Regions from separate parts of the Homo sapiens genome. Here region 1 is linked to region 2. A link is a loop called in an ENCODE intact Hi-C map of the cell type or tissue named here. Cell type or tissue: HCT116. All regions are shown on one strand. Each heading gives the region's core, and the rest is flanking DNA. Links, peaks and the distances in the headings are about the cores only.

Region 1 (11,524 bases), core at 2,336-10,335, 540 kb after region 2:
ATTGGACATTTGTGTATCTTCTTTGCACAAATGTCTATTCAAATACTTTGCCTATTTTAAAATTTATTTTTCATTCTACTGTTGAGTTCTAAGAATTCTTCATATATCCTGGATACCAGATACTTATCAGATATTCTCTGGGTTGCCTTTTCACTTTCTTGATAGTGTTCCTTGGTGCATACATGTTTTAATTTTGATGAAGTCCAATTTATGTTTTTTCCCCTTGGTTATTTGTTTATATATATATATATATATCAAATCTAAGAAACAGTTGCCTAATCCAGGGTCATGAAGATTTGTACTTTTGTGTTTTTTAAGGGTTTTATATTTTTAGCTATTATTTCTAGGTCTTTAATTCATTTTGAGTTATTTGTCATACATAATGTGAGGTGAGGATCCAAGTTCACTCTTCTGTGGACTATTCAGTTTGTAGCTTTATAGTAAGTTTTGAACTTGAGAGTGTGAGTCCTCCAGTTTTGTTCTTTTTTCAAAGTTGTTTTGGCTATTCTAGGTCCCTTGCATGTCCACATGAATTTTATTTTTTTACTTGTATAAATTTATGCAGTTTATAAATTTATGGGGTAAGCGATAAATTGGGGTACAAGTGCAATTTTGTTGCATGCATAGATTGCATAATGGTCAAGTCAGGGCTTTTATGGAATTAGAATCAGCTTATTCATTTTTACAAAAGAGACAGTTGGAGTTTTCTAGTGATTGCATTAAATCTGTATCAATTTGGCGCACACTGCCACCCTAACAGTATTCAGTCTCCCAATACATGAGCATGGGATGTCTTTCCATTTATTAGTTCTTTAATTTTTCAACAATGTTTCATAGTTTTCAGTAAGCAAATATTGCATGTCTTTAGTTGAATTTATTCCTGTTTTATTCCTTTTGATGCTTTTATAGATGGCACTTATTTCTTAATTTCCATTGTAGTTTTTTCATTGATAGTGTTTAGCAGTGCAGCTGAGATTGTGTATTGATCTTGTATTCTGCATCCTTGCTGAACTCATTTATTAGCTCTAACCGATTTTGTGTGTGGGTGTGTGTAGGTTGTTTAGCGTTTTCTATAGATAAGATCATATCCTCAGCAAATGGAGATAATTTTACTTCTTCCTTTCCAATCCAGATGCCTTTTATCTCATGTCCTTACCTAAGTGCCATAGCTGGAACTTCCAGTACAATATTGAATGGAAATGGTGAGCACAGACATCCTTATCTTATTCTTCATCTTATGGGAAAATAGTTCCATCTTCCACTCTGAAGCATGATGTTAGCTATAGGCTTTTCATAGATGCCCTTCAGCTGGTTGAGGAAGTTCCCTTCATTCCTAATTTGTTGAATACTTTTTTTATGAAAAAGTGTTGGATTTGTCAAATGCAACTATTTTTTTCCACATCTATTGAGATATCACATAGTTTTAGCTCTTTGCTCTATTAATATACTGTTATATTGATAGATTTTCTTATGTTGAATCAACATGGCATTCCAGGGGAAAAAATCTTATTTGGTAATAATTTTTAATTATAATTTTATATGCTCCTCAGTTTAGATTAATAGTACCTTGTTGAGGAGTTTTGTGTCTGTATTCTTAAGGCCATTGATCTATGGTTTCCTTTTTTGTAATACTTTTGTCTGGTTTTAGTGTCAGGGTACTAACTGGCCTCAGAGAATGAGTTAGGAAGTATTCCATACTCACATATTTTAGGAGAGTTTTTGAAGGATTGGTGTTTCTTCTTTGAACATTTGGAGAATTTCTCAATGAAACCATCTAGTCCTGTAATTTACTTTGTAGAAACTGTTATTATTTATGAACTCAATGTCTTTACTTATTATAGGTCTAGTCAAGCTTTCTCTTTCTTCTTGGGTCAGTTTTGGAAATTTGCAACTTTCTAGGGATTGTTCCTTTCATTTAGGTTTTCTAATTTGTTGGTGTACATGGTACATTGTATTTACTTATAATCCTTTTTTTTTTTTTTTTTTTTTTTTGAGATGGAGTCTTTCTCTGTCCACCCAGGCTGGAGTGCAATGGCACAATCTTGGCTCACTGTAACCTCTGCCTCCCGGGTTCAAGTGATTCTTCTGCCTCAGCCTCCTAAGTAGCTGGGATTACAGGCACCCACCATCATGCCTGGATAGTTTTTGTATTTTTGCAGAGATGGGTTTTCACCATGTTGGCCAGGCTGGTCTTGAACTCCTGACCTCAGATATCTGCCCACCTTGGCCTCCCAAAGTGCTGGGATTATGGGGGTGGGCCACTGCACCTAGCCGTATTTCCTTACAATCTTTCATTCTTCATAAGCTTGGTAGTAATGCTCTTCTTTCATTTCTAATTTTAATCATTTGAATCGTCCCTCTTTTTTCGTGGGTCAACATAGCTAAAGTTTTGTCGATTTTCTTGATTCTTCAAAATGAGTAGAATTCCATTTATTTCTGCTCTAATCTGTATTCACTTTTTTCTTCTTCCTTTGGACTTAGTGTGCTCTTCTTTTCCCAGCTTCCTAAGGTGGAAAGTTAGGTTAATGACTTGAGATATTTCTTCTTGTCTAATCTAGATGTATGTGGCTATAATAAATTTCCCTGTGACACAGCATCCCATAAATTCTGGTATATTGTGCTTTTGTTTTTATCCATCTCAAAGTATTTTCTAATATCCCTTATGATTTCTTCTTGACCCATTTTATTGTTCAGAAATATGTTGTCTAATTTTCACATATAGACCAATTTACCAAGTTTTCTTCTATTACAGATTTCTAATTTCACTCCAGTGTTGTTGGAGAACTTACTTGGTATAATGTCATTCTTTAAAATTTCCTGAGACTTATTTTATCACCTGGAATAGGATGTATTCTTCGTATCATGTGAACGTGGAGAGAATGTGTTTCCTGCTGTTGTTGGGTGAAATGTTCTGCACATGGCCTGCCCCAGATGAGAGCCAGTGGGTCATGAGGAACAAGGGGCTCATCAGTAATTAGTCAGTTTGCTGGCTGCTGCAGATACTGGTTCAGTGATGGTGCCACAGACACTGGGGGAGGAGCAGGCTTCCTGCTGAGAGCTGTGCTGGAGCTGCCCCGTGTCAACAGTTAGAATAACAACAGCTTTCAGCATGCAAACGCTGCAGCTGTGGGTCCAAGCAATGGCAGGCAAGTCCCTCCTGCAATGTGCCATTCTGATATAACCACCTTCCAACCCTCCCGTGAAGCACCCTGCACATGAATCAGGAGCTGGGCGTTCACACCGGCCACGGGGCGTCCTCTGCACCGCTGTGCCTCTCAGCGCCACTGCCCCCTTCCTGCTTTGGACGGAATTGCATTTTAAAAATAAAACAGGCCAGTCTTTTGTAGATACCTGAGGACTTTTACCTTTTCATGGGGATCTGGCTATTCACGATGCTAGTAACAGCTATTCATTTGGAAGGGGTGTTGCACGACTCAGTCTCCAGGCATAAGGAGAATGGGGTCCTGAGATTTTTTTTTGTTTTTTTTTTTTTTTGAGATAGCATCTCCTTCTGTCGCCTAGCCTGTAGTGCAGTGGTGCGATCTCGGCTCACTGCAACCTCTGCCTCCCGGGTTCAAGTGATTCTCCTGTCTCAGCCTTCAGAGTAGCTGGGATTATAGGTGTATGCCACCATGTCTGGCTAATTTTTTGAATTTTTAGTAGAGACGGGGTTTCACCATGTTGCCCAGACTGGTCTCGAACTCCTGACCTCAGGTGATCCGCCCACCTTGGCCTCCCAAAGTGCTGGGATTACAGGCTTCAGCCACCGCTCCTGGCTGAGATTTTTTTATTTTCCTTTACATAGATTACAACAATGTGTGGAGAAGGCTTGAAGACTATTTGAAGATTGTTGCAATAATTTTTGTGTTTTATAAAGACGTGAATTCAAGTACATCTCTGTTCAGGCTCTTTATATACCTAAAGTCTTATGCCTAATTTCAAAGGAGTTTACACTCTATGAGAGTATTATTGAACACTTAATAAGAGTCAGGCAAATGCTTTACATGATTTATCTCGTTTAATCCTCACAACCATCCATTGTCACTAGGTAGGCCATACTGTCTTCCCTATACTATAAGTGAAGAAATTGAGGCCTTGGCAAGATTATGCACACTGGGCAATATCTCACAGCCAGTATATGTGGAGTCTAAATTTGAATCCAGGTGGTCTGAATCTAGAAGCTATATTCATGAACAATTTAACCTTTTATAATATAAATGTAAATGGACTTGCTTGAAGACAGAAAGTATTAACAGGAGTATATGATGCCTAGAGTCTAGGAATAGAACCAGAAACTCATGGTGAAGGGGTTAAGAGCATGAGCTTTGGGGACAGGAGGTAGCCCTTGGTTTCATTTCCAACCAATCCTTATTACCTCTGTAATTATATACAAGTTCCTGAAGACCTCTCAGAACTTTTGTTTCTTCATCTGCAAAAGAAGGTCATTGTGATGATGTATTTTATGTAAAACACATAGCACAGAATATAACACATAGTAAGTCCTTAATAAATATTAAGCAAAAGAGGGAAAGATATTCTAACTTTATCCATAACTATCTCTGAATGTTTATAAACAGAGTCCCTAGGGAAATACAAGTGCTGCCTGAATATCTGTGTTTAAGTGTAAACCCATCTAAATAAAATCAATTAAACTGGAAGCAATATTTCATAAGGAAAAGACTAGAGGTTACAGCTCTTAGCCTGCCTGCTATTAACCATCTTTGGGATCTTACTTAATATAGGACTTCATCATCACGATGCAGTTTAAGAGACTGCTTCCTGAACTGTCTATTCCAGACTTATGCTGTGTCCTGGGGAGGTAAGAGGGCTTATACATTGCCCCTGCCCCAACTTCACTAGATCAAGATTTTTCTCACTGATGAAATGCATAGGTGGAAGGTGAGAAAGGTTTTACTAAGCTGATTTAAATTATTTTGATTTTAAAATTAAAATTATTGTGATTTTTATCATTTAATTATTTTGCCAGATGCATCTATTGGGTATTAATGTAATGAATCACAGTTAAAAGTTTTCCCAATTATCAAAAATAAATAAATAAATAAATAAATAAATAAATAAATAAATAAATAAAACAAAGAGCATTTGCAGTGAGAATGGGCTGCAGTAGGGTGAGCACTGATGGGAATTGAAGTCCACAAGCTGGCAGGTGGGGCCCTCGTCCCCGGGGCACATGGCATAGGGAAGCAGGAGAGGCGCCCAGGCCTTGTGGGCCTGAGGTTTATGTGACTGGGAGGGTGTTCCTGGGGAAGACACTACAAAATCACACAGAGTTGCAAGGGACCCTCTCACACTCTGCAGAGGCCCATGTGACACGGCAGGGACAGGAACTGCAAGCAGCTCCACTGCAGGAGCACCTGCCCCCCTTGTGGCCATGCAGGGCATACACAGCCCGGCCATGCAGCAGCTCCCAGCCACTCCTCACATGCCCACAGCAACTATCGCCTAAGGAAGAGACGTCTCCCGACCACAGTCACCAGGCCACACGCTCCCTCCAATGGCTCCCTTCCTTTCTGGGTCAAAGCCTGACACTCCCTGGCTCCTGCCCCCACCCCTGCCTCAACATCTGTGCCCAGCCCCACAGCTCCATCTGCTCCTTAAACCCCCGAGCTCCTTACCTGGACATCAATGTGGTGGGGAAGGCCAGCGAGGAGCCTTAGAGGACGTGACTTTTAAGCAGAATCCTTAAGAAAGAGTGGAACGTGGCCAGGTAGAAATCTGACGGAAGTGTCCAGCAAAGGCAGGCCCGAGTCCCAGGATCCCCGACGGTTAGGAGCTTGGTTGGCTGAGGACAGGTGTGGGCAGCTCCTGCTGAGGCAGGAGAGGTAGGCAGCGCCAGGCAGTCAGGGCCTATTAGGACGAGGACTCACCCAGCCTGAGGAGACTCTGAGGAAACGCGTGATGCAGACAGACTTAAAACTGTAAGAGGCCCCATGGCTGCTCTGGACAGGGAGGGTTGGCGGGACAAAGGCAGGTGGAGGCGCCACGGAGTCTGTTCATGGGGGTTCAGGAGAGAGTGATGAGGGTGGGCTGGCACCGAGGGGGCTCCTCCAAGGGAGGGTTATGAGAAATTCCCTTGGGGCCAAAGGGGATTGACATGTGGTCATGGGAAGGGCAGCCCGGAGACTCCCTCCTGAATAGTCACCAAGGTCCAGTTCCCTTGTGCATGGCGGAACCCAGGCCTGTGGGCGGCTCTTCCACCCCATGGGGTGGGGGCACAGGACAGGGAGGAAGCACTTTGGGGACCCCTCAGAGCCCCGGTTCAGCGAACCTCAGGAGCCCGCGCAACCCACAGCCCATTCTGGAAATGGTGGTATCCCACCCAGGGGCCCAGTGGGGAGGGGAGGTGGGCCAGGCTTTCCACTGTGCTCTCCTTGTCATCTGCAGCTGAGACTCCAGCCCAGCTCACTCCTGTGTCTTCTCGTCCTAATCTCTGACATGAGTACAGTAGGACTCACCCGACAGCAGGTGCTCTCAGATCCCTGCCCATTTCTGGCCAAAAGAGCCTTCAGGACAGCCCGGCAGTGCCAGGAATCGGGAAGCTCATGGGGACCGCAAGGTCTGGAGATGGGAGGGCAGGGGAATGTGTGTGTGTATGTGTGTCTGTGTGTCTGTGTACGTGTGTGTGTGTGTCTGTGTATGTATGTGTGTGCATATGTATGTGTATGTGTGTGTATATGTGTGTGTGTGTGTCCTTCCTGGAGCTTCTTAGTGTACCTGCAAATGCCTCCAAGAGCAACCCACGTGCCTGTCCTGGGCCTGTGGCCCTGATGCCCTTTCATCCATGCCCCGCCCTTCCTGATCTGCTGGGAATTTGTGGGGGTTGGGGGCTGATCTGCTGCGAATTTGTAGAGTTGGGCTTCCCACACCCCTGGTCAGCTAGCCTCAGGCTGAGCTCAGACAGTGAGAGGCCCTGGTGGGTGATGGGGGGCGGGGAGGAGCCAGGCTATTCCCCATCCTTCTCTGCCTCAAGCGCCTCGGGCAGCTGCCTGTCTTCCCTGCCAGCTCCACGTCTCAGGGGTCCTGGGGCCACCACACACTGCGTGATTAGAGAGTGGACTCCATGGCTTATTACAGAGAAAGGCCACGTAGCAAGATCAGCAGGGGAGAAAGACCCAGGGGAGTCCACCAAACACGCGTCTTGCTCCAGCAACCAAGTCAGCAACACATCCAGAGTGTCGCTTCCCAGGGAGGCCGTGTAGGTCTCCGAGTGCGGGGCTTCTACAGGGGGCTGGTCACATAGGCACCCTCTGCCTGTGCAGCCACTGTGGTGACAGAAGTCAGGCGTGCGCTGATCACACTGCAGAGTCCAGGCAGCTGGTAGGGAACGGCTTAGTTCCCTGAGTGCACAAACGACCTGGTCAACCAGTCACTCAGGAAACGTTCCAAAAGCCAAGTTCCCGGATGCTGGCTGGGGATCACCCGGATGCTGGCTGGGGATTACCCGGATGCTGGCTGGGGATCACCCGGATGCTGGCTGGGGATCACCCGGATGCTGGCTGGGGCTCATCGCTGCACACGGGCCTCCATGAACACGCGTCAGAATCAGGCAGCCTCCGGCCTGCTGCGCACGTCGTTCCTGCACACCGAGGCTGCTGTGGGTCCAGCTTCCCCAGAGACCCCAGCCCTGGGCTCCGCCAGCACCACCCACCCCGCTCCAGCCCAGGGATGGAGCCGCCGCCTTCTCTCCTGGCCTCTGAGTTGCCTCCCAGCCCCCATCTGACTTCTCAGCTCTCCCGTCCCCTCCGTAACCCACTCCCTGCCTCAGTCTCCTGTGTGGTAAATACACGAGTTCTCCAGTGAGGCCCCAACTGCTGCATCCTTGGATTAATTTAAGGATCCAAGGACAGAGGCCAGAGAAGCCTGCATGGACCTGGGTATCAGACGCAGAAGTAATGGAGCATTAGTCACCTTAGTCACCACGTTCTCAGTCAGCGAGGTCAGGTGCACGTCCAGACCTGATGGACGCTCCTTCACAGGGACCTCCGGTGCGCAAACAGGACTCCATGGAGAGCAGCTCGGGGGCAAGGACAGGCTTCTCTAAAGCATGGTGAGGCACCACTGTCACTGAGGATGCACGGTCCTCTCCTTGCCCTGGAAGCAGAGAACGGGAATGTGCAGCCACAGTGAGTGTGCGACCAACCCCAGGCCAGCTCAGTCCCCTTACTTAAGTCCCTGAACAGCGGAGCCCTGACTGCCTCCAGCCAGGTTCTCCATCCACAGCCCCAGTATTTGGGTCTTGGAGCAGTGCTGACAGCCAAGATGGTGAGGGGGTAGCAGGAAGCTAGATGCGGAGCAGGCATTTCCCAGCCTGGCAGAACCATGGAGAGACCCCCCCCCGGCCCCCACCGCCGCCACCAAGGGCAAAGTCAGAGCAGGACACAGTGGGTCGGGGTGGGGTTCCCAGGGTCCTGACCCTGAGGCAGCAGGACCCCAGGCACAGGCAGGACCCCACCTCCCCCCCTCCACCTGTAGGCTCCTCCTTTCTCCAGACGCCCCTCAGCAAGGAAGAGCGGACCCAGACCGGTGGGTGCTATTTGCTCCAGACTCCCCAGCGCCTATGCGGCTGAACCCTAAGGATTCCCACGCGGCTCCAGAGGGACGTTTCCAAACACACGCCCAAGTCCTCCAGAAGGTGACTTGAAGATAAAAGTCCTAAATGAATGCAGAGCAGTTTCAACACATGAGTTCACATACATGCTCCCAACTGTTTCTAAATGTTAGGGGAAATCCCAACCTTTGTCTTTGAAAAACACCAGAGTGTCTTGTTTGTGATTTTAAAACACTCAAAGACAAATTGCCAGTTTGCCGTGTGTATTTCAAATCTACTTTCCGTTTATTTAATTTCTTGGCTTCTTTAACTTGAAGCTTCCCACCAGGGCTCCAAACCTCTTTCTTACTATCGAACAGTGTGACTACCCAGGCTGCTGAAGGCACCGCTTGTCATCTATCTAGAAATTACCTTCTCTGCATGTTGCCTGGAACTGTGGAGGGTTCACCATTATAAATTATAGTTCAAATTACAAAACAGGGCCCCTATTGATGATTTCAGGTTCTAAGTGTGTAATTATGGTGCTTTTGCTAATGACATAATGAAGAGAGGTGATTATGTCATTAAAATGTGATGTTTTTTATATCCCGAAGAAGCTGCCTATGTGTCGTAATGAACGTCCTGGGTATGGGGTCAGAGTGGGCTCTCCCTCGAGGACCCTGAGGCCGTCCTACAGGGAAGAGTGGGGTTTTGTCCAGTGAAGTATTTGCTAGTCACAGGCTGCGCTGCTTAGTCCTGAGAACGAGACACTTTCAGAGTTAATGCCACAAATATTGTTCTTCGGCTCAGTAATGTTAGGACGAAACAAACCCTTGTTATTCTAATTGTTTGAATTATCCAGTTGAGATCCTGGGCAGTCTTGTCCTGTTTAATGACTGACAATTAGGCTTCAATGGCGTTCACGTTGACGGGTGCTGGATCGCCCGGCTTGGGGCGTCTCACGTGGCTTCAGCCCTGCCCTCCCTGCGGATCTGGCTCTGGTACCCACCGCGCTGAAGGAGGGAGCGTGGGAACACGTGAGCCTCTCTGCACAGGGAGGTCCCAGGACTGACACCGACACGGAATCTCCTCACCTTCCACGGGTCCCTCGGGTCCCCAAATCCAAACTCACGCCGGGAAGTACCTCAACGCACTTCCGCCCTGGCCCAGGCTGGACAAAGCCCAGGTGCTGCTGAGCTGGAAACTCGCTCTTCAATGAGGTTCATCTTTTTCCGCGCCAATGACATCTTTATGGGGGAGGCATTCAGTTATGCGCCCGAGGCTCAGCACCTCATGTGCAGTTGTGGGTCTGAGTCCTGGATAGAAGCTGGTGGAGGGTCTGGGGGTTTTGTTCACCCCACACTGAAGGGCCCCGAGCACCTTCTCACCCACCCACCCACGGGGGTGTCATGAGTCCAGCCACAGGCCTGCCTGTGACTCCCAACAGTTTCAGAAGGAAATGAAATTTCAGGAGATTCAAGCAGTGATGGTGGGTGTATTCCACATTTCCTCCTTTTTTAACACAATGAAAATGTAATTATCCTCCCTTACAAGAACTCCCAGCCACTTGAAGGACTGTCAGCCCAGCTGCGCTGTGACGGTCACATATTCTTGTTTGCCTGTGCCTTTTCACTGTTTTCACAGAAGGAAGCCGAGTTTGAGCTAGTTCCATTTCACCATCAAAGGCAGGGCATGAGGAGCGATGGGGAGAGAAACGTGGATGCGAAGAGGCGCCTGCCGCCTGTGTTCTCACAAAGCCACAGAGCATGGACCTGCTCCCCCTACCCCCCAGCGCTACCCTGGCCTGGGTAGGTGACCGCAGTCTGGAGGAGGGGATGGGGACAAGGGAAAGCGGGGCGGGGATCTGACCCAGGAGCAGCAAAGAGCAGGTCCTGACAATTCCCTGATTAACCGGCGTGCAGCTAGACAGGGCAGGTCTCCATGGAGAAATACACGTGGCTTATTTAATTAATCCTGAAAAGTAAGTTCCCCTGGCCTTGCCCCAAATCGGAGTCCCCCTTTTAACGATGAGAATAGATCATTGAATCAGATTTCATGAAGTCTGCTCAGATTTTTCTTATTGAATTCCATGAAGGTGTTACTTTCAGGACTCTGCCCCGGCGCCCATGGTTCAGGGACATCCTACATGCACTGGTTCCTGCTGCGGCACAGAAGGGCCCAGGGATGCCGTCTATGGGATTTCTGCTCCGAGACAGGCTGCCCCATCCACCTGTGCCCTCCGTGTGCCCCCACCCACCCCTGCTCCTCCCCGCCCTCTCCATTAATCAGCGTGAACTGAGGACTCCACTCTTAATATTTAGCCAAATCAGGCATTTAAAAATGTCATTCTCCTGGGAGGAGATCATTATTAAAAAGGGAATTAATTTATTCTCAAGCCAAATATAAATCCTCCGTCATCCATGGACTGCTCTTAGATTACTCATCTCCTGGTATCTTTTCCACCAGGACGAGTGAATGAGCGAACCTAAGTGTGGGTGCACAGAGTGTCACCATATTCTGGAACTCAAGTTGTGTTTGGGTCTGTTTTTCTCTGCTTTTCTGATTGACTTTTCCTTGCTCTCGGCTGTGCCAGGCAGAGCTAATGTCCATGCATTTCACAAACACGGGAAAATTCAGAAGCTGTTCTTGCTAGGAGATGTGCCCGGAGAGGAAGATGCCAGCCAGGAAACAAAGCCAAGTGTTAAAGCCTCCTATTTGTCTAACTGCATAAGTAATGCACATTCATTACTCATAAAGGCAGGAAGGGGAGGGGGTCAGGAAATAATGACAGGCAAAGAAAATAAACCCTATAAATTTGTATTATCAGGGACAAATCACTGTGAACAATTAGGATTGAATTGAATTTTTACCATCTTTTACAGTCTCACTTCTAAAAAGGCACACATAGAATGTAATAGGCGTAACCTTGTTTATACCTAGATGGGACCACTTTATAAACAATATTTTGTCATCTAC
Region 2 (11,524 bases), core at 1,595-9,594:
TCTGGGTATGCTGGCACATGCCTGTGGTCCCAGCTACTTAAAAGGCTAAATCAGGAGAATCACTTGAGTCCAGGAGGTCAAGGCTGCAGTGAGCTGGGTTTGTGCCACTGTTCTCCACCTGGGTGATGGAGGGAGACCTTGTCTCTAAAAGAAACACACACACACATTTGATAGGATTAATGGCAGAAAAAAATATTAGTGAACTTGATGACATAGCAATACAAAATATTCAAAATGAAATAAATAAAAAGGACAAAATAAAAATAATCATAGCATTGGTAATCTGTGGAATTACTGCAAGTGTCCAGATGCTTCTCAAATTACAATAGGGCCACGTCCTGATAAACCCATCATAAGTAAAAAATATTGTAAGTTGAAAATTCATTCAATATCACAATAAACCCATCTTAAAGTCAAAAAGTCATAAGTTGAACCACTGTTAAATCCAGATAACCTCAATATATGATGTGGTTATGTCCCAACAAGCCCATCATAAAGTTGAAAAATGTTAAGTCCACCATTGTAAGTCAGGGACCATCTGTAGATATAAAAGGAGCGGGGTAGACAGACAAAACATTTGAGAAGATAATTGCTGAAAAAGTTCTATATTTTATGAGAGCTATGAACTCACAGGTCCAAGAAGCTCAATAAACCCCAAACATAAAAGACCTGAATAAAACCACAGCAATGTGTATTATAATTAAAATGCTTAAAACTAGTAATCAAGAGAAAATCTGCAAAGCAGCCAAGGAATGGCAGGAAAGGGAGAAAGAAAGATACATTTTGTTGAGAGGAAAAAATATAAGGAAGACAGCAGATTTTGCATCAGAAACAATGTTAATGGAAAAGACAGTGGAGCAGCATCTTTAAGGCACTGATCATGAAATAAACCCCCCAAATGCCAATTTAGAATTCTACAGCCAGAAAAAATATCTTTCATAAACAAAGGCGAAAGAAGGTTTTAGACCAACACATGCTGAAAGAATTAATTGCCAGGAGACCTGTACTACAAGAAATGCAAAAGGATACAGATGGAAACCTGTATCTATACAAGGGAAAAAAAACTGGTTATGGTCACTCTGTGGGTATATAAACATTTTACCTACTTTTAAAATTTCTTCATATCATAATCGATTGTTTAAAGCAATGTCATATGAGGTTTATGACATATGTAGAGGTGAAATGTATAATGGTAATAGTACAAAGGCCAATAAGGGAGAAATGGAAGTGTATTTTTATAAGGCTTTTATACCATACATGAAGTGATGTAATGTTACCTCAAGGTGGAGTGCAGTAGGTGTAAGATGAATGTGGTACATTCTAATGCAGCTACTAAAATAATACAGTAAAGAATTATAGCCAATAAGCAAAGCATGGAAATACAATAGAATCATTTAAAACATTTAATCTAATAGAAGGCAGAAAAAGAAGAAGGAACAAAGAATAGATAGGATAAATAGAAAATAAATGGCAAGATAATAGATTTAGATCTAACCATACCAGTAATCACATTAAATGTAAATGGTATAAATACCTCAAATTGAAAGAAAGAGATGCCAAATTGGACAATCTAGTATGCTGCCTACAGGAAACTCACTTCAAATTTAAAGGCTCAAGTAAGTTAAAAGTAAAAGAATAGAAAAAGTTACAGTATGCTAATACTAATAGCAAGGAAGCTTATTGACTATATTAACATTAGAGATAGTAGACTTTGTAGCAGAAAAACCAGGAATTAAGAGGATCATTACAAAATTATAAAGGGGATAAATTCATCAAGAAATCTTAATTATCATAAACATTCATGCACCTAATAAAAGAGCATCAAAATATGCACAGCAAAAACTGATAGATGTGCAAGAAGTAGAAAAACTACAAATATTGTCAGAGATTTTAACACCCTCACTCAACAACTGATAGACCAAGTGGACAAATACTCAGTAAAGATGAACATCATCATGAACAACATGAACATCATCATCCAAGTTGACACTTTTAAAACGATCTACTCAACAATGGTAGAATACACGTTCTTTTCAAGTGCGCACAGAACGCTTACCAAGGAAAACCATATTCTGGCCATAAGAAAAGTCCCAGTAAATTTAAAAGACTTCAAGTCACACAAAATACATAAATACATACACATATATATATACATATATATATACACATATATATATACACATACATATACACATATATATACACATACATATACACATATATATACACATACATATATACATATATATATACACATACATATATACATATATATATACACATACATATATACATATATATATACATATACATATATACATATATATATACATATATATACATATATATATACATATATATATACATATATATATATATATATATATATATATATATTTTTTTTTTTTTGAGACAGAGTCTCTCTCCGTTGCCCAGGCTGGAGAGCAGTGGTGTGCTCTTGGCTCACTGCAACCCCCACCTCCTGGGTTCAAGCAATTTTGCCTCAGCATCCCAAGTAGCTGGGAGTACAGGCGCCCGCAACCACGCCCGGCTAATTTTTGTATTTTTAGTAGAGACAGGGTTTCACCATATCGGCCAGGCTGGGTCTCAAACTCCTGACCTTGTGATCCGCCCTCCTTGGCCTCCCAAAGTGCTGGGATTACAGTTGTGAGCCACCGCACCTGGCCCCTTTTTTTTTTTTTTTTTTTTTTTTTTTTTTTTTTTTTTACAAAATATATTTTTTGGTCATGTGGAATAAAAAGTTGGAAAAATTGGAAATCAATAAAAAAAACTCAGCAAAATCTCTAAGTATTTGGAAACTCAATAACACATGTCTACCCATAAGTCAAAAAAGGAACCAAAAGAAAAATTAGCATTTTGAAGTAAATGAGAATGAAAACACAGCATGTCAAAACTTATGAGATGAGTTAAAGTGGCTTTAGGGGGAAATTTATAGCATTACATTCTTAGAGGGAAAGTTATAGCACTGAACATCAATATTTGAGTAAAATTCTTAAAATATTAGCAAATCCAAATTAACATATATATAAAGGATAATACATCATGAGCAAGTAGGCATTACCCCAGAAATGTAAGATTAACTTGACATTTAAAAATTAATCAATATAATTAAACATATCAGGAGCTACATTACACGATCATCTCAATAGAAGCCTAGTGAGCATTTGACAGACTTCAACATCCATTTCTGATTAAAACTGTCTGCAAACTATAATTAGAAGGTAGCTTCCCCATCATAATGAAAGAAATCTATGGAAAATTTACAGTTAATATATATTTATACTTAAGCAGCTAAAAAGACTTTCTCCTATGATCAGGGCAAGGCACGGGTGAGTGCCTGTTCTCATTGTGTCTACTCGATGTTGTCTGGAGGTGCAGTGCAATGTGCAATTGCTCTTGCAATAAGGCAAGAAAAAGAAATAAAAGGGAACTGGATTGGGAAGGAAAGTGTAAAGGCATTATTTATTTGCAGATGGTATATTGTATATGTAGAAAATTCTATATGATCTACAAAAAAGCTGCTATAATTGAAAAGTGGGCCAGGCACGGTGGATCACACCTGTAATCCCAGCACTTTGGGAGGCCGAGGTGGGCAGATTGCCTGAGCTCAGGAGTTCAAGGCCAGCCTGGGTAACACAGTGAAACCCTATCTCTGCTAAAATACAAAAAAGTAGCTGGGTATGGTGGCATGCACCTGTAATCCTAGATACTGGGGAGGCTGAGGCAGGAGAATCATTGGAACCCAGGAGGCAGAAGTTGCAGTGAGCTGAGATCGCACCACTGCATTCCAGCCTGGGTGACAGAGCAAGACTCTGTCTCAAAAAAAAAAAAAAAAAAGGATATAAAATCTATATACAACATGTATTGAATTTCTGTAATCATAATGAACAAGCAGAAATTGAAATAGAAATATAACTTACAAAGGCATAAAAATGATGTAGACACAAAAGATGTAAAGGACACTGCACTACAACCCACTACTAAGAGAAAGAAGGTCTAAATGAATGGGCCATAGACTGTGCTCTTGGTCTGAAAGTTTCAGTATTATTATGATGTCAATTCTCCCCAAATTGATCTATCAATTCAATGCCATTCCAATAAAAATCTCAGCAGATTTTGAAGAAATTGACATGGCGATTATAAAATTTAAATGGTAGTACAAAGGACCTAGAAGAACCAAAACAACTTAGAAAAAGATCAGTACAGTTGGTAGACTTACATTACCCGACTTTAGAATTACTACAAAGTTATCATAATTAAGACAGTGTGGTATTGGCATAAAGACAGGCAAAAAGATCAATGGAACAGAGTAGAGAGTCCAGAAATGAACTCATAGGCATATGGTTAATTGATTTTTGGCAAAGCTGCAAAAGAAATTCAACGGAGAAAAGATAATCTTTCCAACAAATTATGCTGTAGAAATTGGACATCCATAGGCAGAAAAAGCAAGCCTCAATTAATATTTTGTATCATCTATAAAATTAACTCAAAAAAGGTAATAGAATTAGCTGTAACACCTAAAACTGCTAAAATTCAGGAAGACAACATAGGAGAAAATCTTTGTTATCTTGGGTGAGGTAAATAATTCCTAGATATGACACAAGTATGATCTATAAATAAAAAAAGATTATAAATTGTACTTTATCAAAATCAAGAATTTCTTCTCTTCAAATGATGCTAAGAGAATGAAAATGTATGTATATCCCAGAATGGGCAAAAATACTTGAAAGTCACATATCTGATACAGGACTTGTATCCAGAATATACCAGAACTCTTCAAACTCAAGAAGAAAAACATGCAACCACTTTTTTTTTTTTTTTTTTTTTTTTTTTTTTTTTGAGGCAGAGTCTCCCTCAGTGGCCCAGGCTGGAGTGCAGAGGCTCGATCTCGGCTCACTGCAAGCTCCGCCTCCTGGGTTCACGCCATTCTCCTGCCTCAGCCTCCCGAGTAGCTGGGATTACAGGCCGCCGCCACCGCGCCCAGCTACTTTTTTTGCATGTTTTTAGTAGAGACGGGGTTTCACCGTGTTAGCCAGGATGGTCACGATTTCCTCACCTCGTGATCCGCCCGCCTCGGCCTCCCAAAGTGCTGGGATTACAGGCGTGAGCCACCGCGCCCGGCCCATGCAACCACATTTTTAAAATGCATAATTTCCTTCTTTTTTAATTTTTGAAATGGGGTCTTGCTCTGTCACCCAGGCTGGAGTGCAGTGGTGTGATCATAGCTCACTACAGTCTCGACCTCCTGAGCTCAAACCATCCTCCTGCTTCAGCCTCCTGAGTAACCGGGACTACGGGCACGTGCCACCATGCTTGGTTAATTTTTATTTTTTAATTTTTTGTAGAGATGGGGTCTTACTATGTTGCCTAGGCTGGTTTCAAACTCCTGGTCTCAAGACGACCTTGGCCTCCCACGGCGCCGGGATTACAGGTGTGAGCCAACATGCCTTGCCCAAAATGCGTAATTGTCTTTTTATTTGTATTTGTTCATTCGATACATATTTATTGGTCACCTGTGCCAAACCCTTTCTAGACGCTCAGTGATTCTTGGTAAACCAAGCAAGAGGTCCCTGTCCTCTGGGACTTGTTTGTGGGGCACACAGATATTTGCTGTCCAGCTGAAATATGTGCTATGGGGTAGGGCGCCTGACTGTCTAATGCACCTCCGCATCCCCGGCACGCAGGACCCGGCCGGGCTGCCGCCTCTCAGAATCGCTGTGCAATTGGCGATTGCGACATTCATGGAATAAATTCCCCTTCGCGACACATGGGGACGCTCACGCTCCACGCTGTGGCCACACTCTTACGCGCCTTTGTTCAAATGGTCCGCGGTAATCACCCCTCCAGCTCACCTTCTCAAAAAGGGGACGTGGATGAGGCTCTCATGATTAATGATCGCAGTACGGATTTGTAACTTATTACGGAAGAAAAGCCACATCAAGCAGGTGTCGTTTGGAACAAGAGAGATTCGGCTGCCTAAGCAGTACCAAAGGACGGTGTCCTTTTCTGGGTCACATTTTAATTTTCTTTTCAGGTCTTGCAGAACAGCGATTAGTTCATTGCTAATGAAATCCTTAAGTGCTTCAGAGCATTACAACTTAGGGGAGGAAAGACTGGTGTGTCTTCTGAGACGCCCTGAGCAGCACAGACGACTAGAAATGCGTTTACGCTCGGCTGCTTGGGCTGATTGCCTTTGCAAAGAGGCACATGAAACCGCAGATATCTGCATGCACAGCCAGCAAAGGAATCGTAGAAATAACAACGTTATTGGGAAGTCATATTTTAAGCCGAGGCAGACGCTGTGCCACTGAATACCTAGGGTAGTTCAGATGCACCTAATATCCAGGTTTTTAGGGGAACTAATACGTGTGTGTGGAGCTGTGTCTTGAAATAATTCAATGTTCTAAGCCTCAGTGAAATCGTGTCTCTGGAAGGTCAATCATTGAAGGTATAACGTAAACACTCAAGAAAACAGGGAGACTTTGTGGCAGCTCTTAACGTCGTGACGCCAGCTGCAGTAGCTCTGTCAATTGTGGGGGCATCAGATAAATCAATTTAAGCTGGAAAAGTCCTTTGAGGTATCCAGGTGGTTCGTAAGGCCACATAAGTCTGTCAAATATCATCGCTTTAGAGATTTCTGAGATTTCAGAGGATATCAGGTCTTGATGCTTGGAAAGAGGCAATCGGCAAGATTTTAGCAAAGGGACTCTGAGACAAAAGCCACAGGTTTTTGTTCGTCCATGCATGCTTTCCTCAGTTTCACTGTGCAGCACCTCTCAAACTTTCATGAGAAATTTGGGGTGCCCTGGCACTCTGTGTTTTTCTAACCGGCTCCCGGCCGACACTGAGGCTAGTGGTTCTTGAACCACGCGTCGGTATTAGGGTGCTGTGCAGTACGTAGCTCGAGGAAGGCACTTCCACAGAAGGCAGTAGCCTACCTCCACCCTGTTTACCACCTGCAGGATTCATCTCATCTCTTCACTCAAGAAAATTGGGCAGCCCTGTGCGGGAGGCCTGACTTGCACTAGCGGCTGGAGACAAAGGGTGAGTCAGACTCAGCTTGGTACCTCTCCTGTTGAGGCTTATTATTTTAGTTTGGGAGACAAGCACAGAGACTGGTAATTCCTAACTTTTAAATGCTGTCAGCGAGGAAGCGCAGCGGGCAGCTGTGAACGTGTCTAACGGGGGCTGTGAGCTTCAGAAGTCGGGGAAGTGCTGAGGTTCAAGGAAGAACCGGGGTTCATTGGCCAAGAGAGCCACAGGTGGGGTGGGGTGGATCATATTCCAGGGAAAGGGGGCGTGTGTGCAAAGCCTCTGAGGCAGGAGGGATGCGGGCTTTTGGAGGACCCGGCTGGTCTGTGTGGTTGGAACATGGTGGGCACACGCTGGGTGAGCGTGGAGTATCTGGAGGTGAGGCTAGCGTTGGTGGGATCCTGGTAATCCCGCTAGGACACCGGGTCATCCTCCGTCATTAGATGATGGTAAAGATAGTGGATATCAGGGGAAAGTGGGGACTGACGGCTCCCCTTTTCACGATAAGGGTGGCGTGTTTCCATTTGACGAACGGACCCCCTTACTAAGTACCTGTTAGCGCAGGTGACACCCACCTGCTCCGCGAGCTCAGTAGACACCCATCTCCACGAGGGGGGCAGCAGAGCAGAACGCTGAGGCTCGGAGTCTGAACCTTGAGAAAGATTTCGTCGTGGAATTCTAGAATTGATAGTTCTGCATCTAGACATATTCTAGACATCTAGACATATTCTAGATGTCTCGATAGAAGCTGTGCGCTAACAGCGGCCCACACGCGCCTGCTCACTTCAGGGGTCCTGTTTCAGTTCCTTCAGGGTGGCTGGTGTCTAGGCGAGAACGGCATCTGGAGAGGGAAAGGTCACCCCTCCCTGACCCGCGTTGCACTCGTCAGGAACGTGGCACAACCTCCCAGTATTAATTCCCACCGCGCCCTGTGGCGGGGCCCTGGCAGACATGTAGATTTGCCAGACGGCCAACGTGATTGCATCCTTCATTAGCTATGAGGTGGTGCAGGAGGAGCCGTCGACTCCAGGGGTGGCAGGTGGTTTGGGGGCCAGGTGGCCAAGTTTATGGAGTGCCTATGGTTTCACCCCACCTTGCAGGCATCGGGCTGGCGGCCCTCGCCTCTGTGAGCCTCACAGGCTTTCTGCACTCAGAGAAGGGAGCTGGTGGCAAACAGGCCTTGAAGAAGGGGAGAAAGTAGCTGTCAGGTGCGGCTACTCAATGCTGCCATCAGCTTAGAATTGTAAAGGGAACTGTTTGAACCAGGGCACGAGAAGAGTGGTTTTCTTTTATTTTCTTTTGTTTGTTTTGGTTGAGGCTAAGATTTCCCCATGACCTCAGAGCATCGAGGGCCAGCCCATTTCCAAAGGGTCTGCCGGTCTAACGTCTCTGTTGCTCATACTTAGCACCTAAAACTCATGTTCCTCCATGTCAAAATCATATTTCTCTATTTGAAATCATATTCCCTCATGTTGAAATCATATTCCCCCATGTTGAAATCATATTCCCCCATGTTTAAATCATATTTCCCCATGTTTAAATATTTCCTCATGTTGAAGTTATATTTCTCCATGTTGAAATCATATTCCCTCATGTTGAAATCTACTTCCCCATGTTGAAATCATATTTCCCCATATTTAAATCATATTCCCTTATGCTGAAATCATATTCCATGATGAAATCATACTTCCCCATGTTTAAATCATATTTCCTCACGTTGAAATCACATTCCCTCATGTTGAAATCATATTTCCCTATGTTTAAATCATATTTCTCCATGTTGAAATCATATTTCCCCATGTTGAAATCATATTCCCCCAGGTTGAAGTCATATTTCCCCATGTTTAAATCATATTCCCTCATGTTGAAATCATATTTCCCCATGTTTAAATCATATTCCCTCATGCTGAAATCATATTCCATGATGAAATCATACTTCCCCATGTTTAAATCATATTTCCTCACATTGAAATCACATTCCCTCATGTTGAAATCATATTTCCCTATGTTTAAATCATATTTCCCCATGTTGAAATCATATTTCCCCATGTTGAAATCATATTTCCCCATGTTGAAATCATATTCCCCCATGTTGAAGTCATATTTCCCTATGTTGAAATCATATTCCTCCATGTTGAAGTCATATTTCTCCATGTTGAAATCATATTCCCCCATGTTGAAGTCATATTTCTCCATGTTGGAATCATATTCTCCCATGTTGAAATTGGAGCAGTTAATTGGGGTCACACTTTTATCATCTTGTCCTGGACTTTAGTTCCCAGGGGCAGACCAGGCAGTCATCAGAAACACAAACCTATTTAGAGAACTGCCTTCTTTCAATACACACCTGCCCTGATCATTTGGGTTGGAATATGGCTGCTTGTGGTGTTTTCTGCACTTTCAGCCTCCAAGTTGAGTCTTTGCGTGGCCGAGTGTCAGCACTTGCCACACATTTCCTCTTCCTGGGCAAACGACCTCACTCTCTGGGCATGTGGTTGAATGTCCTGGCCTCACCTCACAGTTAGATGTGGCCGATGGGATGTGAATAGAAGCCGTACGTGACACTTGCAGTCGTGACCCGCAAATATTTCCGCCACACGGCCAGCCATTCCCTTTCTCTGCTACTGGCTTGAGGTGACTAACAAGGCAGCTTCAATGGCCACACATTACAAACAGAGCCACGGATGGAAGGGACCATGGTCCCTGAGTCACCACGTGAAGGACACAGTTGCTGGCTACATGGAAGCACCCTTTGGACTTGTGAGAATGAGACAGAAACATCCATCACGTGTGAGCCATTCGGTGTTTGGGTTTGTTTGCTGCAGCAGCGGCCACAGCATTAGATTTTCATTCCGATCTAGGGACGCCACCGTAGGAGGAAAGTTAACAGATCCAGAAGTTGTGTGAACTGCCTGGTGAGCCCAGGCATTGGTGAGACCACAGCAGGGCTGAATGGAGGGAACAAAACTCTGTCCCCTGAGCATTCACTCTGGCCATCTCTCCTGTTCTTCTCTCTTCAGAGTGGAGGTCCATGTGCTCAGACAGAGGAGGCATTATCCTGACCTTTCTCCTCCCAGAATCAAGTTTTATCACTTACGCTCAGAAATCTGAGCTTGCTCTTGGAATTCAGCACTGGCTTCATGGATCCTTCTCTGCCAATGTGCATTTTATGGCCAACGAATGACCAGGACTGGTTGGTTGGATTGTCGTAAATTCACAAGACATGTTCATGGAGATCTTGCCAAGGGTGTGGCCACTTCAGCCATTGCATCAGAGCTAGTGGAGGGGAGATCGGGGTGGCCAGCTTGGCCGAGGATGTACGAAGTATGTGTAAACATTCTTTCTCCACTGATATCAAGTGTATTAGTCAGGGCTCTCGATTGCAAGCACTCTGACTTTCTTAGGCAAAAAGGGAATTTTTGAAAGGACGTCAGGGGTTCACAGCATCATTGTGGAGCTAGAGGGTCTATCTTGGAAAATGGAACCAACCAAGGGCACTTCAGAAGGCTGGACAGCAGGAATCACAGCTGAGGCCAGGATGCAGGTACAGACTGTTCATTGCTGCTGGAGATTCAAAGTGCCAGGGGAGAGGGCCATCTGCATAGAGCCTGAGTCACAGGCTTGCTCCCAGCTGTGCCAAGGCTGGTGTATTGGTCTGTTCTCACACTGCTGTAAAGAAATACCTGAGACAGGGTAATTTACAAAGAAGAGAGGTTTAATTGGCTCACAGCTCTGCAGGCTCTACAGGGAGCCTGGCAGCACCTGCTTCTGGGAAGGCCTCAGGGAGCTTTTACTCATGGAGGACGGCAAAGTGGGAGCAGAAGGAAGGGGGTCCATGCCACATACTTTTAAACAACCAGATCTCATGAGAACTCTATCATGAAAACTGCTCGGAGGAGATGGTGCTAAACTATTCAAGATAAGCCACCCCCACGATCCAATCACCTCCCACCAGGCCCCACCTCCAACACTGGGGATTACAATTCAACGTGAGATTTGGGCAGGGACACAGATCCAAACCGTATCAGTGTGAGATTTGGGCAGGGACACAGATCCAAACCATATCAGTCAGGAAAGGAAGGATTTTACCCACTTCAGCTTTCACAGTAGGTGTAAATGTTCCCTCCTACTCCATCCACATGCAAATTCCTCCAAACATTTCAGGGGCTTCAGCTGATACAAGTTCATTTTCTGTGTCAGAGTCTAATGCAGGTGTTCCTAGTGAGTGTACTCCCTTCCATGCAGTGACTCAGGGATCCAGGCTCTTCCAACCTGGGGCTCCATTTCAGAGTCCTCTGCCTTCAAGCAGAAAAGAAGGAGGGGAGTTACCTCCAGTGCATCTTAAATGCCCTGGCTTGGATAGAGCAGGGGAGGGGATGAATGATATGCTTTACTTTTGCTCATATTCCCATAACTCATTACAAGGCTAACATAATTATAAGGGATGATGGGAGAGACATAGAAGCAGAAG

Evidence for each region. Hi-C counts contacts between places; a loop is a spot of excess contacts. Peaks named below come from ENCODE experiments on the same cell type or tissue, not always from the same donor. Only the 100,000 strongest peaks of a DNase experiment are listed, where the experiment ranks them.
Region 1: it touches region 2 in a loop (14-fold over the local background); 18 of 110 quality-filtered maps call a loop at or near these places.

What each region holds. Positions count from the first base shown.
Region 1 is chr12:131,449,510-131,461,033 of GRCh38, forward strand. It overlaps a transcript of LOC101929974 not described here. Among named protein-coding and RNA genes, the nearest start is that of LINC02370, 110 kb to the left of the region's middle. RefSeq lists an enhancer at 5,163-5,668 and a silencer at 5,245-5,294. In HCT116, for the core only: CTCF peaks have their summits at 3,278 and 5,389; DNase peaks (open chromatin) are centred at 3,262 and 5,352; H3K27me3 peaks cover 542 bases.
Region 2 is chr12:130,910,578-130,922,101 of GRCh38, forward strand. No RefSeq gene overlaps it. Among named protein-coding and RNA genes, the nearest start is that of ADGRD1, 38 kb to the right of the region's middle. In HCT116, for the core only: a CTCF peak has its summit at 5,796; DNase peaks (open chromatin) are centred at 5,493 and 5,814; H3K27me3 peaks cover 799 bases.